Regions from separate parts of the Homo sapiens genome. Here region 1 is linked to region 2. The links are chromatin loops, found by intact Hi-C in ENCODE. Cell type or tissue: MCF 10A. All regions are shown on one strand. Links, peaks and the distances in the headings refer to the core of each region. The heading gives the core; the rest is flanking DNA.

What was found. Hi-C counts contacts between places; a loop is a spot of excess contacts. Peaks named below come from ENCODE experiments on the same cell type or tissue, not always from the same donor. Only the 100,000 strongest peaks of a DNase experiment are listed, where the experiment ranks them.
Region 1: it touches region 2 in a loop (15-fold over the local background); 15 of 110 quality-filtered maps call a loop at or near these places.

Annotation. Positions count from the first base shown.
Region 1 is chr17:16,997,240-17,005,921 of GRCh38, forward strand. No RefSeq gene overlaps it. Among named protein-coding and RNA genes, the nearest start is that of LINC02090, 13 kb to the left of the region's middle. RefSeq lists enhancers at 299-348, 7,495-8,023. In MCF 10A, for the core only: a CTCF peak has its summit at 4,727 (motif pointing right); a DNase peak (open chromatin) is centred at 4,762.
Region 2 is chr17:17,638,353-17,647,034 of GRCh38, forward strand. No RefSeq gene overlaps it. Among named protein-coding and RNA genes, the nearest start is that of SMCR2, 35 kb to the right of the region's middle. In MCF 10A, for the core only: a CTCF peak has its summit at 3,650 (motif pointing left); a DNase peak (open chromatin) is centred at 3,639.

The DNA of each region.
Region 1 (8,682 bases), core at 261-8,260, 640 kb before region 2:
GGACATTTGCACAGAGACACAGGAAGGAAGGCCACGTGAAGACGGAGGCAGAGGTTGCATCCAGAGCCCAGGAACACCTAGGGCTGCCAGCCACCAGCAGAAGCCAGGGAAGGGGCCAGGAGGGGCAGAACCTGCCGATCCCTCGATCCTGGACTGTGGCCTCTAGAACCCTGACGGGATAAACTTCTGTTGTGTTAAACCCCATTTGTGACACTGTGTGATGGCTGCCACAGGACCCTGGCAGCTTGAAGAAGGCCTTATCTAAAGGCCCCTCAGCACCTATGGGTGGTCGGCCACTCCTCCTGGGTGACAGCCCTCCTGGGTGACAGCCCTGGTGACAACCCTCTTGGGTGACAGCCCTGGGTGAAAGCCCTGCTGGGTGACAGCCCTCCTGCGTGACAGCCCTCCTGGGTGATGCCCCTCACTGCCCCTTAGTGGCTGACTGGCATGCAACAAGGCACCAGGCGCTGGCACCTCCCTATGGTCACCAGCATGTGGCACCCCTGACCTAGGTGCTGGGCACACTGCACCCCAGGTTCCTGGTCGGACTGGGAGGAGCTAGTTTGGGCGGGGTGGAGCCCTGGGCCGCCAACCCTGGACCAAAGGCAGATGGTGAGCATGGGTGGACCCGGCTTCTTTACCTTCCCGAGGCCTTGGGTGAGGGGCTGGCTGCCTGCCCTGTGCAGAGGACTTTGTCCTTGGAGCAGGTGGGTGCAATGAATTTCAGGGCTCTGACCCAGGGACAGAGGGGCACAGAGGGGTAAAGGGTCCCTCACTCTCGCCCAGCCCCTAGTCACAATCTGGGAAAATTTCCAGAGGCTGTGTGGGGTGGCGTTTTTCAAACCAGTCCAGTGGCTCAAAAGCAGTCCAGCCTCCCCTCTGACTCTCAGAGGCTGGTTCTGAGACCCCGCTCCCATGCAGGCTGACATGAGAGGGAGTGTCTATCCCAAGGGGGGCAGGAGCAGCCTTCCCGTCTGAGGATCCGCTGGGGTGGGTGGGCTTTGTCCTCCTCCTGACAGAGGGAAATGCTGGCTTCTTGAAGGACCATTCCTTAGGGTGGGGTGGGGTGGCATGGGGATGGGAATGGTGGAAAGAGCACAGATCAGGAGGGAGACCCAGAGTCCAGCCCCCTCTGCTGCTCACCTGCTGGGCTCCTCCCTCCTCTGGCCGAGCCTTGGTTTTCTCAGTTGTAAAATGGGCCTGACTCTGTCCCTGTCTTTCATGGATGGGGCATCAGCTGACCCGACAACATACAGGAAAAGCTCTGCAGAGAAACCTCTCTGAGTGCTTTTGGTTTTCAGTCTGGGGTTTTGTTTTATGTATGGTAAAATGCATATAACATAAAAGTTACCATTTTAGGCCAGACGCAGTGGCTCACGCCTATAATCCCAGCACTTTGGGAGGCCAAGGCGGGTGGATCACGAGGTCAGGAGATCGAGACCATCCTGGCTAACACGGTGAAACCCTGTCTCTGCTAAAAATACAAAAAAAAAATAGCTGGGTGTGGTGGCGGGCGCCTGTAGTCCCAGCTACTTGGGAGGCTGAGGCAGGAGAATGGCGTGAACCTGGGAGGCGGAGCTTGCAGTGAGCCGAGATCGCGCCACTGCACTCCAGCCTGAGCGACAGAGCGAGACTCAGTCTCAAAAAAAAAAAACAAAGTTACCATTTTAACTATTGTTAAGTATCTAGTTCAGTGTCATTAAGTACATTCACATTGTGACACAACCATCCCCATCGTCCATATCCAGAACCTTTCATCTTATAGAAATGAAACTGTCCCCATGAAACGCTGACTTCCCTTCCCCCTTCCCCAGCCCCTGGCAACCCCCATTCTACTTTCTGTCTCTAGAGATCTAACTACTCTAGTGCCTCACCTACATGGAATCATACACGATTTGTCTTTGTGTGACTGGCTTATTTAGCTTAGCATAATGTTCTCAAGCCCCATCCATGTGGTGGCCTGTGTCCAAACTTCCTTCCTTTTGAAAGCTGAATAACATTCCACTGTGCAGATGTCCCATAGTGTGCTTCTCCATTCATCCGTGGAGGGACATCCATGGAAGGGACACCACTTCCACATTTCAGCTATTGGGAATAAGGCTGCTGTCAACACGGGTGTGCACGCATCTCTTTGAGACCTGCTCTCTATTCTTTTCGGTATGTTCCCGGAAGTGGGATGCCTGGATCATGTGGTAATTCTGTGTGTGTGTGTGTGTGTGTGTGTGTGTGTGTGTGTCTGTGTGTGTGTCTGTGTGTGTGTGGAATCTCCTTCCTGTTTTCCTTAACAGCTGCACCAGTTGACATTCCCACCAACAATATGCAAGCATTGCAGTTTCTCCACATCCTTGACAGCATTTGTTATTATTATTTTTTTAGAGTGGCCATCACAATGGGTATGGGTGATATCTCCAGGTGTTTGAGCAGCTAGGATTTGATGCAGGCATCCAGCACTTACAAAATCCCTGGGTGAGTTGGAGGAGAGGTCTTGGGTTGCCCCTGCCCCATGGCTCCCAGAGCCCAGCAGAACCAAGCTGCCCAGGAGGTAGGAATCAGGGATGCCACTGAAGCACCACTGACTTCGTGGGGTGCAGGGACCTGGGATCAGGGCCACTGGGCAGCTCAAGACCAGACACTGGAACATTGCTTTAGACACTTCCACGTGCCTGTGACCCTGCTGGGTGGCAGAACACAGCCCAGAGCTGCCAAAAGATGTCCCCCACCCCCGCCTCCTTGATCTCACCTGGGCGTGTTACTAGTGGATCCTAACCCTGGAAGCCATTGCAAGGGAACCTGGAAATGTAGCCTTCAGCTTCCCAGTCCCTGCTGGTCAGGAAGGCACAGGAGGAGGAGGTGGAAATGAGTGTGGAGGGCCACATATCAGGCCAAAGCAGCAGGCACTCAGAACACAGCGGCCTAGAAGCAGGGTACAGGAAGGGATGCCCCTCAGCCACACCAGCCTTCAGGGCCCCAGGCAGGCTCCCTCCTGCCAAAGGTCTTTGTGTATGTTGTTCCTGCCTTATCAAGTGTTCCTCCCTATCCTCTCTGCCTCCACATAGCAAGGTAACTTCCACTCAGCCAAAAACTATCACTGTCCAGCACAGCCCAAATATCCATAAACAGAAAACATCAACAAATGACAGTATATTCATACAATGAAATACTATACAGCAATGAAAAAGAATCACCGACGACCACATACAACAATATGGGAGGATCTCACAGATGTCATTGTTGAGTGAAGAAGCCGGACTCAAAAGAGCACCATTCACAAACCTCCATTACTAGGAAGCTCAAAAAGAAGCAGAATTAATCTATGGCACAAGGGTAGAGAAGAATGGTTACTTCTCGGGGGGTGGGGGGAGTGTTGGATGGGAGGGGACAAAGGAGCCCTCTAGGGGCTGGGCACGAACTTGGTCTTCTCCAGTTTGGTCTGGGGGCTGAGCCTGAGGCACCCATGGGTAAAACTTCATCAAGCTGAACACTTAAACTGTGCACTCTTCCTATGATGAAAAAGTAAAAATAAAACAGACCCCTTTCTCTGAGAAGCCTTTTCCCAGACTAGAGCACCTTCCCCAGGATGAGCTGCCAGGGTTCTGTGCACCCCTCCTGCCAGGCTATTGTCGTGCTGTGACGGTCTGTTTCCCTGTGGGATGGTGAGGTGGTCTGCTCCCCCAGACAGTAAGCTCCATGCAGGAAGTCTCTCTGTCTTTCCAGGGCCTGTATGTCCAGTGCTCAGATCTTAAGCATCTGCTGCAAGCGTGGGTGACCCCCATCGTGGAACAAGCCCACTCTCTGGCAACAGCAATGTGAACCTTCTGCTTGTAATGTAAATGTGAAACCCAGGGCCAGTAAGAGATTCCTCAGATTTGCTGTGCAGCCATGGAAGGCAGGTTTTTCAAACAGAAACTCTTCTTCCTAAAAATATTCGATGTTCAAATCTTTTCTCTGCAAAAAAGACGGAGGAGGAAGAAGTGAAGTTGCTGTGCGTGAGCCCACCTGGAGGGCAGCAGCCCAGGAAGGGCCAAGGGACTGACAGCGACAGCTCAAGCATTGCAGCACCTGGGCCTCCTGCTCTCCCAAGCCAGCAGGATTTTCACTGACTCCCAGATGGCAGAGCCAAGCCAGTGAGAGACAGATGTTGGCTCAAGTGGTTTTGAGAGCTGATGAGTTCCCTGTCCCTGGAAGTGTGCAAGTAGAGACTAAAGGACCACTCCTGAGAAATATTGTGAGACAAGCAGGGGTTGGGACTGGAAGGATGGCCCTTGGAGGACCTCAGAGACCCAGGCCTCTTGTGTCTGTGTCCTTTTGGAACTCTTGGTCTTCGCCGAGGGAGGGATGCCCTCCAGGCTGCCTGGGACCACATAAGGTCTTGGGAGACAGGAGCAGCAGTAGCAGCTTCGTGTATGAAGGTGCTCCCAGTGCTGGGCACTGTAGGGAGGGCTATCCTACCACATCCTCTCAGCGAAGGGCTTTTGTAGAGTATGGTTAAGAATGCAGATCTGCAGTGGGTCACGCCTGCAATCCCAGCACTTGGGGAGGCTGAGACAGGAGGATGGCTTGAGCCCGGGAGTTCGAGGCTGCCTACCCCCTGCACCCCAGCCTGAATGACAGAGCGAAGAGAAATCCTGTTGTCTCTTTATTTGAAAAAAATTTTTAAGTAGGTTCTGGAGCCGGAATGTTGCAGAGAACCAGGCGCCGGCGCCTCCCAATGGTCACCAGCAGGTGGCGCCGCTGACCTAGGTGCTGGGCCCCTCGGCACCCCTCGTTCTGGGTGGCGCTGGGAGGAGCCAGTTTGGGCGGAGAGGAGCCCTGGGCCGCCTACCCTGGACTGAAGTCAGGTGTTGAGCACGGGTGGACCCGGCTTCTTTACCTTCCTGAGGCCTTGGTCGAGGGGCTGGCTGCCCGCCCTGTGCAGAGGACTTTGTCCCTGGGGTGGGTGGGTGCAATAAATGTCAGGGCTCTGACCCAGGGACAGAGGGGCACAGAGGGTAAAGGGTCCCTCACTCTCCCCTGGCAGCGGCCGCTTGTCACAGTCTAGGAAAATATCCAGAGACTGTGCCGGGTGGGGGGTTTTGCAAACCAGTCCAGTGGGTCGAAACCAGTCCAGCCGCCCCACTGAACAGATTCTGCAGTGGGTCACACCTGCAATCCCAGCGCTTGGAGAGGCTGAGGCAGGAGGATGGCTTGAGCCCAGGAGTTCGAGGCTGCCTGCCCCCTGCACCCCAGCCTGAATGACAGAGCCAAGCAAGACCCTGTTGTCTCTTTATTTAAAAAAAAAAAAAAAATTATTTTTTGTTTGAGACAGATTCTCGCTCTGTTGCCCAGGCTGGAGTACAGTGGCGCGATCTCGGCTCACTGCAAGCTCCGCCTCCCAGGTTCACGCCATTCTCCTGCCTCAGCCTCCCGAGTAGATGGGGAAAAAAAAAAAACTTTTTTAAGGTAGGTTCTGGAGCCCGACTGTCTGGCCCAACTCCAGCTTTGCCACTGTCTCGGGCAGGGCTCAGAATCAGACCCCAGAACAAGGATTCCAGAGCAAGTGCTTGGCTGGGGAGATGCAGGAAGCCCCAGGGGAGGGCACGAGAGGCAGGGAAGGGAAGAAGCCAGTAAAGTATGTGTTATCAAGGCAGTTACCAGGGAAGCACCAGGCTCCCTGCTGTGGGGAGCCCTGGGAGACAGCGTGGAGCAGGCCCCAGAGGTTGCCCCGCTGAGGAGCAAGGGGCTGGAGTAGTTGTCCGCCACCCCCACAGCCACTGTTGGCTGAGACCCTCTCCTGGGACAGGGACTCTCCAGGCCTCCAGCGGTGGAACTTGCCCGTCCTTGCAGCTGGGAGAAGCAGCCCAAGGATCCTGCTCAGGCGTCCCAGGCTTAGACGTGAAGAGGCGAGTCCTGCATGGGGAGGGTGGGTGACTGATGGATGGGACACCAGCTGTGTCCTCTGCGGCCACTGGGCAGCTGTGTGACCTCAGGCAATTGCTCAGCCTCTCTGTGTCTTCTCATCCTCCTTTGGTAGGAGGCTGCCTAGGCCCAGTGAAGGTAGAGGGCCTAGAACTGCGCCTGACACAGCACTACGCATGCCAGGATCTCAGGAGCCCAAGAGGTAGTCCTGTCACACCCCGTTTCACAGAGGAGGATGTGGAGGTCAGAGTGGCTAAGACAACTGCTCAATGCCACTGGGCACCAGAGGGCAGATGGGGCTTGGGGGACCCTGATCCCACACTCACAGGACCCCTGTCCAGTGCGCTCCTGTGGGTAGATCAAGGCAAGGCTGCCTCTAGGACCACCTCCCTCTTGCCCCGCACCAGCCAGGCATCCTCTGGGCAGGGACCATGGCAACACGGCCCCCACCTGTGGCCGGGCCTTCTGGGTCCTCTCCAGGAGGTGTCTAGGCACCACGCTGTGGCATCAGCATCACACACAATGCTGAGATGAAAAGTCTTACGCAGGTGTCTTCGCACACCTGAGCAAACATTTCTACAGGAATAATTTCCCCCAGCGGGATTCTTGGATCAAAGGGAAGCACACATGATTATTCTAGAAGTTGACAGCCATTGTCCAATTGACACCCTCACCCACAGGGCTCTTTCCCCACATCCTTGGCAATACCAGGTCCTTGTTTTTAAATCTGTGCCGACCCGATGGGCAGAGAGTGGCACCTTGTCATGCTGTCTCCTGCCTGTTTGATCCAGGATTTTGTGGACCGTGGGTTTGGCAGCTGCTGGCACTTCTTCTGCACGTTCCCTTTTTGTGTCCTTTTCCAGATTGCTATTTCTTTGGGGCTTTTTTCTTAGTGATTTGTAGGGTGCTTTAAAATAAAATCTTCTGTCTGCCATGGTCTGTAGGTGACAAATATTTCTTCTCAGCTAATTGTTTTATTTTCAGCCATGTTGGTGGGGACTTTGTGATTGTTTTGTTTTTTGTGATTGGTCTTTGGAAGTTGCTCATGTTTGTGTAATCGGATTTGTCATTCTTTTCCTTTGTCATTTCAGAGTTTGTGTCAGGAATTCTTCCCTCTTCAACCCATTCCTCCACCTCCCTCCGCAGACTGGCCGGTGTTCTCTCTAGATCTGCCTCTCCCTCCATGCCATGCTCTCGGGCCCTTCGTGGTGAAGCCAGGTGGCCGTCCTCCTGCCCCTGCCCCTGAAGGAGAAAGCTCCAAGACCTGCTGTATTCATGTCCCCTTCCTGGAGGCCCACCTTCACGTGCCCACCTACCTCCTCAGCATGCCTGAGCCCCTATCGCTTTCCTCTCGCAGCAGCCTCAGGTGCAGAGCCCGGGGACTCTGGTCTGACACCGATGGCTTCTTAACTACAATCAGCACACCTGCTGCTCACCACCCTTGGCCAGGCCAAGCCACAGCCAGGCCCAGCCCTGGATTCGAGATTGTTATTTCTGCAAAATGGATCATCCAGGCATCTCTGGCTTGTCTCTGGCCCCCCCGCACCCCTCCACCACGCCCCTGGGCTGCTGCTGCTGATGTCTCCTTCCTGCCTACATCGGACCCAGTTCCCCCATGTTCATCCCTGGGGCTGGGCCACCTGCTGCTCCCCCTGGCTCATCCACTGCCCGTTACCAAGCCGCACACAGCTCATCGACCTACAGCCACACTTGTCACACCTCCTTGCAGACCACGAGTCCAGAGAAGCACGTGATGCAACCTCCCACACCTGACTCTTTTACAAACCAACAGGCCACTGGGAGGCTGCTCTCCTTGTCTCTGGGGTGGCAGCAGGGGAAGCAGGAGAATGAACAGCCTCCAAAACTTCTCCTCAGACGGAGCCGCCATGGAGGAACAAAGGGTCACCATCAACAAAGTCCATTTAGCCCAATCAGCCTCCTGCCCAGCAAACCAGGGAGGCATGCTCTGCCCTCAGCCCTCAGGTCCCAGGGGCCCGGCCCTGGCAGCCTCTTTGTTATTCCTGGCTCCCGGGACCAGGACTCTCAGGGTGCCCATGCCAGGGAGGCCTGCATGGCCGGGAGCAGGTATTTCCTTCTGTGCCCTCTGCGGGCTCAGGAAGACCCCACCCTGCAGGTGGCAGGAAGGGGCTGTGTTGAGCAAGGGGCCCAGCAGCTGGAGTGGGCCTGGGTCTAACTCTCCACTCCTGTTTGCATTGGCAAAGCACCGCAGCTGACACGGGCTGCGGGAGCACCACGCTCAGAGGAGCCGGCGACGGCTGTTTCCCAGCTGCTGTGCAATTTGCTGAGTTCAACACACATGTATTGACTGCCCACTGTGTTTTCTGTGCTCACTTGGAAATTCTGTTGAGCGCCTACTATGTGCTAGGCACTTGTCTGTGTGCTGGGGATATGGCCTGGGGCAAAGGTGTCAGTTCAGCTCCCCTGGGAAGTAGACAACAGGTTGGAGTTAGAGATACAAGAACTGTGTTAGGAGAAGGAGCTGTAAAGGAGAAAGGGGCGAGGGGCAGAGCAGTCAGGGAGAGCATGGAGCGCACCAAGCACAATGCTTGTGAAGGAGAGGGGCCACTGGAGAGCTGGGCGGGGGAGCCTCACCCGGCCCCAGGGGGTCTCTGGAGCAAAGATGGCCAGTACTGGGGTCCCAGGTTGGGCAGGATGATTTGAATGTGGCGGAAGATCCCCAAGTAGCTGGAGGCTGTCAGCTGACTGCACTTCTTGCAGAGGCTTCTCTCTTGAAGGCCGACCTGAGAAGAGCACCTCCATGGTGGC
Region 2 (8,682 bases), core at 156-8,155:
GTCACAGCTGGAAGGAATTCATCGCAGGATGAATCGTACCTTCAGTCTCACCCATATCTCATTCAGATGAGACTCTGGACTGCAGACTTTTGAGTTGATGCTGGAGCAGGTTAAGACTTTGGGGCTTTGGGGATGGAATGAGTACATTTTGCATGTGAGGACATGCATTTTGGGGCCCAGGGCAGACTACTGTGTTTTGAATGTGTCTCCTAAATTTCATGTGTGGGAGACTTAATCCCCAAATTCATATGTTGATTGGAGGTGGTGCCTTTGGGAGGTAGTTGGGATTAGATGAGGTCATTGGGGCAGGGCCCCCAGGAAGGGACTGATGACTTTCTAAGAAGAGGAAGAGGCTGGGTGAGGTGGCTCATGCCTGTAATCCCAGCACTTTGGGAGACTGAGTGGGTGGATAGCTTGAGCCCAGGTTTTTAAGACCAGCCTGGGCAATGCAGTGAAACTTCATCTCTATAAAAAATACAAAAATTAGCTGGGTGTGGTGATTTCGTCCACACGTACTGCAGTCCCAGCTACTCGGGAGGCATGAGGTGAGAGGATTCCCTGAGCCTGGGGAGGTGGAGGCTACAGTGAGCCGTGATCACATTGCTGCCCTCCAGCCTGAGCAATGGAGTGAGTCCTGTCTCCAACAAATTGTTTAAAAAAGGAGAGGACGAAAGACCTGAGCTGACAGCTTCTGCTCTCTCCCATGTGAAGCCCTGTGCCATGGAATGATGCCATGAGAAGTCCCACACCAGATGCCAGTGTGATGCGCTTGGACTCCCTAGCCTCCAGAACCATAAGCATATAAACCTCTATTGTTTATAAATGACCCAGTTTGTTTTATAGAAACAAAAAACTGAGACAGTTTTCTTACATGGCAAAAAGCGGGGTGGGTCTATCAGGTGTGACTGAGGATTCTGAGATGAGGAGATTGTCCTGGGGTATCGGGGTGGGCCCTGAATGCCATCACTAGTGTCTTTATAAGAATGGGGAAGCAGGCCATGGGTGGTGGCTCACGCCTGTAATCCCAGCACTTTGGGAGGCTGAGGTGGGAGGATCACCTGAGGTCAGGAGTTCAAGACCAGCCTGGCCAACATGATGAAACCCTGTCTCTACTAAAAATGCAAAAAATTGGCCGGGCACGGTGGCTCACGCCTGTAATCCCAGCACTTTGGGAGGCCAAGGCGGGTGGATCACAAGGTCAGGAGCTTGAGACCAGCCTGGCCAATATGGTGAAACCCCATCTCTACTAAAAATACAAAAATTAGCCAGGCGTGGTGGTACACACCTGTAGTCCCAGCTACTCGGGAGGCTGAGGCAGGAGAATTGCTTGAACTCAAGTGGCAGAGGTTGCAGTGAGCTGAGATGGCGCCACTGCACTCCAGCCTGGGCAACAGAGTGAGACTTCATCTCAAAAAAAAAAAAAAAAAATTAGCCGGGTGTGGTGGCACGTGCCTGTGGTCCCAGCCACTGGGGAGGGTGAGGCAGGAGAATCGCTTGAACACAGGAAGCAGAAGTTGCAGTGAGCTGAGATTGCACCACTGCACTCCAGCCTGGGTGACAAGAGTGGAACTCCATCTCAAAAAAAAAAAAAAAAAAAGAATGAGGAGGCAGAGTGATGACCACACACAGAAGAGAAGACAGGGTGCAGATGGAGTGGAGAGACCTCCAAAGATGCTGGCCTGGAAGACGGCAGTGATGTGGCCACAAGCCAAGGAAGGCCGGCAGCTGCCAGAAACTGGAGGAGGCGAGGAACAAGTCTGCCCTAGAGCCCTGCAGAGGGAGCACGGCCCTGCAGACACCTTGATTTCTGCACAGTGACACTGATTTCAGGCTTCTATCCTCCAGAACTGTGAGAGAGCAAATTTCTCTCACTTGTGGCAATTCATTACAGCAGGAAACAAACACACTCGCTAACCCTTTACTCCAATTTACCAGCGCCCTCCTCTGCTCCTGCTTATGGAGTGTATGTCATTCCCAGCTGGAATGCCAACTGAGGGCAGGGTTTTAAGAGCCTTGTTTTTCACTGCACCCTAGGGCTCACAGCACCAAACACAGGTTGAATGCACAACGAATGAATGAATGGAGGAACCAGTATTTTTTCATTTTTCAAAAGTAATAATAACTTTTACATGAATGTGGGCTTAGGCATATGCTTAGAAAAAGTCCCAAGGGGGCCGGGTGCAGTGGCTCATGCCTGTAATCCCAGCACTTTGGGAGGCCAAGGCAGGCAGATAACGAGGTCAGGAGAGCAAGACCATCCTGGCTAACACGGTGAAACCCCGTCTCTACTAAAAATACAAAAAGTTAGCCAGGCGTGGTGGCGGGTGCCTGTAGTCCCAGTTACTCGGGAGGCTGAGGCAGGAGAATGGCGTGAACTCAGGAGGCAGAGCTTGCAGTGAGCCGAGATTGCACCACGGCACTCCAGCCTGGGCGACGGAGCGAGACTCCATCTCAAAAAACAAAAACAAAAAAACAAAAAAACAAACAAAAAAAAGTCCCAAGGGAATCTACACAAATTTCTACCAGCACTTAGCACCAGGAATGAAACTACAGAAAGCTTCACATTCCACAGTGAACACTTTTGAGGGATTCAAGAACCTCTATTAATTGTTATCAAGAAACCAAATAAGAAAAGCAAACCATAAGGCCGGGTGAGGTGGCTCATCCCTGCAATCCCAGCACTTTGGAAGGCTGAGGCAGACAGATCACTTGAGCTCAGGAGTTCGAGACCAGCCTCGCCAACATGGCGAAACCCCAAAACCCCATCTCTACTGAAAATACAAAAAATTAGCCAGGCGTGGAGGTGAATGGCTGAGGCATGAGGATCACTCGAACCCAGGAGGCAGAGTGAGCTGAGTGAGCTCAGTGAGCTGAGATCGCACCACTGCACTCCATCCTGGGTGACAGAGCGGGACCCTGTCTCAAAAAAAAAAAAAAAAAAAAAGGCAAACCATGAAGAGGAGAGGAGCACCATTTTTTCCAAAAGGGTGATTCTCTATGGAGTTGGGGTCTGGAGAGCATCTGCTTGAATGGAAGTCGCCAACAGGAAGAAAGCCATGCTTTGCAGAGGCCTCACTAGCCTGGAGAGCCACCAGGGCCCTCAAGGGCAATCAAAGTTCCCATCATTGGACTAAGAGGGGCAGGAACGTCCACCTGTCTTTCCTCAGATAAGAGAAGGGGCTCTTGGAGACTTTGGGGGGCCATTTAGACGTTGAGAGCTTAGTTCCTACACCACAGTTCCTACACCACTGATGGCTGCTGCCATGTTTTATTGGCGACCTGCTCCGGGCCAGGCACGTGGATTGTTTTTAATCATCTCGGCAAAATCTCAAGGTGGGGCCAGTCTTTGATTTATGGAGGAGAAAACCGAGACTCTGAGAGGTGGTTTGCTCAATGTCACACAGCTGGAAGGTGGCAGAGGTGAGAGGGGCCTCTGGTCTGCACTGACCCTTCTCATGAGGCCACATATACCCACTACCATCTTAGCGCATGTCTCGGGGTCTGTAAGGATTTTCCACACTCGGGCAGTGCACCTTCTGGCCATTCCTGGGTCCTTGCAACACTGGTATCTCCCCAGTTCACCAGTCGTTTAAAAATGCTTAAGGGAGTTCAATTCTGCCCCAACACCAGGCAAACAGTGCCACCTGGCGGATGACAAGGACAGTACAGGAATTACCATGTGCCCTTGGGAAACTGTCCCCAGGCAGTTGTGATTCTAGGCCAAGGGCAGAGTTGTTTTCTTTGACTTCATAAGAGGGGCAGGAGAGGAGGCCCACTGTTACCACAGCTGAAAATCAGAGGGCTGGCCCTGTCTGGGTGCTTCTGACAGCGAACCCAGACTTTCTGGGTCCCCTCTATGGTATCCTGCCAAGAGATCATCCAGCTTGGGCTTAAATACGTCCAGGGTGGGGGTCTCACTCTCCATGTGTCTTCATCACAAAGTTCTTGCTATCTCCGTGTAACATCTACTCTTGGCTCTTGCTCTACTTCCACGAAGAGCTCATCAACCTTTCTGCCCTCTGACAGCCCTTTGGAGGATCCAGGGAGCTCCACTTTCTCCTCCAGACTAAGCAGCCTCCATCACTGCTCTCAGGACAGGAATCTGGCTCTTCTCCCTGAAGTCATGCTCCTCAGGTCTTCCTGGCTTGAGTGCTTGTGGTTGGGAAGTAGGATGGGAGGGGCAGAGACAGCTTCATTTTGCTGTATCCGATAGTGGAAGTGCTCTTCTCCCGACACCTGCCATGGCTGGAATCTTCTCACCATTCAGGTCTCAGCTCAAATATTACCTCCTTGGTAAGGCCTTCTCTGACCACCCTGGGCTCAAGTAGCCTCCCCAGGCCCACCCTCAGCCAAACCAATGGCACGTTTGCAGCCTGCCCCACCCCCACCCCCAACCTGGCCATGAGCTCCACAGGACAGGGATTTGTCTGTTGTGTTGGGTATTGAGTCCATGGCCGTGGAGCAGTGGCCAGCATCTGCTGGCTTGATCCTCACCGGGATGAAGAGCAAGGTAGGGCAGTGGCTCCACTGGGCTCCTCCAGAAGCAGAGCCTGGGATAAGGGCAAATAGTTAATTTGGGAGATATCCCCCTAAAATTCTTTTTTCTTTTCTTTTTTCTTTTCTTTTTTTTTTTTTAAGAGACAGAGTCTTCCTCTGTTATCCAGGCTGGAGTGTAATGACATGATCATAGCTCACTGCAGCCTTGAACTCCTGGGCTCAAGCGACATTCCTCAGCCTCCCAAGTAGCTGGGTCTACAGACGTGCACCACCGTGTCCACCTAATTTTTAAAATTATTTTTGGTAAAGACAAGGTCTTGCTTTATTGCCCAGGCTGGTCTCAAATTCCTGGGATCAAGAGATCCTGCTGCCTCAGCCACCCAAAACACTGAGAATTCAGGTATGAGCTACCATGCTTGGGTATCCCCCAAAATTCTAATGTTGAAGTCCTAACCCCCAGAACCTCAAGAGTGTAGTTGTCCCTTGATATCCACGAGGGATTTGTTCCAGGACCCTCACAGTAGATACCAAAAATCCAAGGATGCTCAAGTCCCGTGTATAAAATGGCATAGTGGCCAGGCGCAGTGGCTCACGCCTGTAATCCCAGCACTTTGGGAGGCCGAGGTGGGTGGATCACCTAAGGCCAGGACTTTGAGGCCAGCCTGGTCAACATGGTGAAACCCCGTCTCTACTAAAAATACAGAAATTAGCCGGGTGTAGTGGCACACACCTGTAATCCCAGCTACTCGGGAGGCTGAGGCAGGAGAAATGCTTGAACCTGGGAGGCAGCAGTTGCAGTGAGCCAAGATCGCACCATTGCACTCCAGCCTGGGCAACAAAAGCAAAGCGCCATCTCAAAGAAAATAAATAAATAAATAAATAAAATGACATAGTATTTGCATATAACCTAAGTGCATCCTCCCATGTACTTTAAATCATCTCTAGATTACTTATAATGTCTAATACAATGTAAATACTACATAAATAGTTGGTATACTATATTTTATTTGTATTTTTGTTGTTGTGTTGTTATTTTAAATTAATTTTTTTTTCTCGAATATTTTCAATCCATGGTTGGTTTGATCCCTGGATACCAGAGAGCCAACTGTAACCTTATTTGGTGATAGGGTCTTTACAAAGGTCATTAAGTTAAAATGATGTCAGTAGGATGGGTCCTAATCCAGTACGAGCCATGTCCTTATCAAAAGGGGAAATTTGGACACACACACACATAGAGGGAATTCTGATGAGGTGAAGAGACACAGGGAGAAGACGGCACTGATACGCTGAGGAGAGAGGCCTGGAATAGAGCCTTCCCGCACACTCCTAGGAAGGGCCCTTCCTTGCCAACACCTTGATCTTGGCCTCACGGCCTCCAGACCATGAGAGAGTGACGTTCTGTTGAGGCCCCCAGTCTGTGATGCTTTGTTACAGCAGCCCTGGCAGACTAACACAGGCACCCACTGCACCTGCACAGACAGGGCCGTGGATCCCTTTACAGGTGAGAAGGCTGAGCCAGGGGAGGGAGGTGACTTGTCCCTGGTCACTCAGAACCAGGCAGGCCACAGACCCAGGTCTCTGAACTCAAGACAGGAGGATCAAGCCCCCAATCCCAAGCCCACCCCACTCCCCAACATAACCCCAGTGGCCTGACGATGGGCCCCTGACCAAGGGTAAGCATTGGAAAGCCCAGCCTCGCTCGGGTAGGCCTGGGGACAAAGATGCACATGCACACACCCCGCTCAGGCCTCACTGGGAAGTGGATGTGGGGCAGGGAGGAAGTGGGGGCCTTTGGGACACATGGGAGCAAGGTGGGCTTCCAAGACAACACCCACCACCAAAAATCACCAACCCAGATGTGCCCAGGCACCAAACCCCAAATGAAGGTCTGACCAGAACGGCAGCTGATGAACACTGCCCAGGGATGCAATCGCTGATTCAGCTCACGCTGAGCTCAGCCCCAGGGCCCCCGTGCCCTCAGTGAGCTCAGCATCTTATGGAGGACGTGTGTATGCAGACAGCCGCAGAAGAATGCTTATTCCTGGGACAGGTCAACGCCTCAGAGCCTGTGGGAATCCGGGGGTGCCCTAACCAGAACAGAGTGTCAGGGAAATCTCCCTGGAGGAGGTGGCCCTGGCATGAAGTTTTGAGAGACAAGGAAGCATTAACTGCCACAGTGAGACACCACTTGATGGTCACTACCAACAAATGGGAAATATGTGTTGAAGAGATGTGGGGACCTAGAACCCCCGTGCGCTGCTGGTGGATGTGTAAAATAGCAGCCACTATGGAAGATAGTGTGTTGATCCCTCAAAAAGCTAAACATAGGCTGACCACATGACCCAGCAATCCCACTCCTAGGTGTATACTCAGGAGAATGGACACATCCACGTGAAGACTTGTACATGAGTGTCCATAGCAGTATTATTCCTAACAGCCAAAGATGGAAACGACCCAGGTGTCTATCAACGGATGAACAGGCAGATAGAATGTGGTATGTCCATACAGTGGAATATTATTGAGCCTTGAAAAGGAATAAAGTTCATTTTATTTTACTTATTTATTTATTTATTTTTGAGATGGAGTTTTGCTCTTGTTGCCCAGGCTGGAGTGCAATGATGCCATCTCAGCTCACTGCAACCTCCGCCTCCCAGATTCAAGCAGTTCTCCTGCCTCAGCCAGCCAAGTAGCTGGGACTACAGCCATGTGCCACCAGGCCTGGCTAATTTTTTTGTATTTTTAGTAGGGAGGGGGTTTCACCATGTTGGCCAGGCTGGTCTCGAACTCCTGACCTCAGGTGATCCACCCACCTCACATCCCAAAGGGCCGGGATTACAGGTATGAGCCACCACGCCTGGCCAGTTTTTTAAAAAAGGAACAAGGTTGGTCGGGCCTGGTGGCTCACGCTTGTAATCCCAGCACTTTAGGAGGCCGAGGCTGGTGGATCACCTGAGCTGTCAGGAGTTCGAGATCAGCCTGGCCAACATGGTGAAACCCCGTCTCTACTAAAAATACAAAAAATTAGCCAGGCATGGTGGTGGCATCTGTAATCCCAGCTACTTGGGAGGCTGAGGCACGAGAATCACTTGAACCCAAGAGGCAGAGGTTGCAGTGAGCCAAGATCGCATCACTGCACTCTAGCCTGGGCAACAAGAGCAAAACTCCATCTCAAAAACAAACAAAAAAGGAATGATGTCCTGATCCATGCTACAACATGGATGAATCTCAAAAACATTTGCCTAAGCAAAAGCAGCAGACACAACAGCACATATGAGTCCATTCATATGGAATGTCCAGGATGGGCAAACCCACAAAGACAGAGAGCACATGCATGGTTGCCAGGGGCTGGGCAGGGGAAATGGGGAGGTTCAGGTTTCCTTCTGGGGTGATGAAAAGGTTCTGGAACTAGATAGTGGCAGTTGCACAACATCGTGAATATCCCCCAAACTACTGAATTGTACTCTAAAATGGCTACAATGGTGAATTTTATGTGAATTTTACCTCAATTAAAAATTTCAGAAAGAGGCCGGGTGCAGTGGTTCACGCCTGTAATCCCAGCACTTTGGGAGGTCAAGGCAGGCAGGTCACCTGAGGTCAGGAGTTCGAGAGCAGCATGGTCAACATGGTGAAACTGCGCCTCTACTTAAAAAAAAAAAATACAAAACTTAGCGGGACGTGGTGGCACGTGCCTGTAATCCTAGCTACTCGGGAGGCTGAGACAGGAGAACTCTTGAACCTGATGGAGGTTGCAGTGAGCCGAGATCGTGCCATTGCACTGTCCAGCCTGGGCGACAGAGCGAGACTCCGTCTCAAAAAAAAAAAAAAAAAAAAAAAAAAAAAAAGAAAGAAAGAAAAACAATTCATCGGCAAAGAAGGGAGAAGAGAGTCCCAGGCAAGGGAAAGGGCCGGCACAGAAGCCAGCAGCGCGGGATGGCTTCTGGGAGCTGCAGACTGCCCAGAGCACTGGCAAGAGAGAAGGCTGGACACGGCCCTGAGTGCCAGGAAAGGGATTTAGAATTTCCTCTGCGCCAACAGGCAGCCCACGGTGGCTCTTCAGCAGGGAAATGGAGTGGTCAGATTTGCACACTGGGAAGGCTTCTAGGGCTTCGAAGGAGAAGGGGGATGTGCGGGGAGGGAATTGGAGGTGGGTTCAGGGGCTGAGAGGGGGAAGGGTGATGTGGGGGT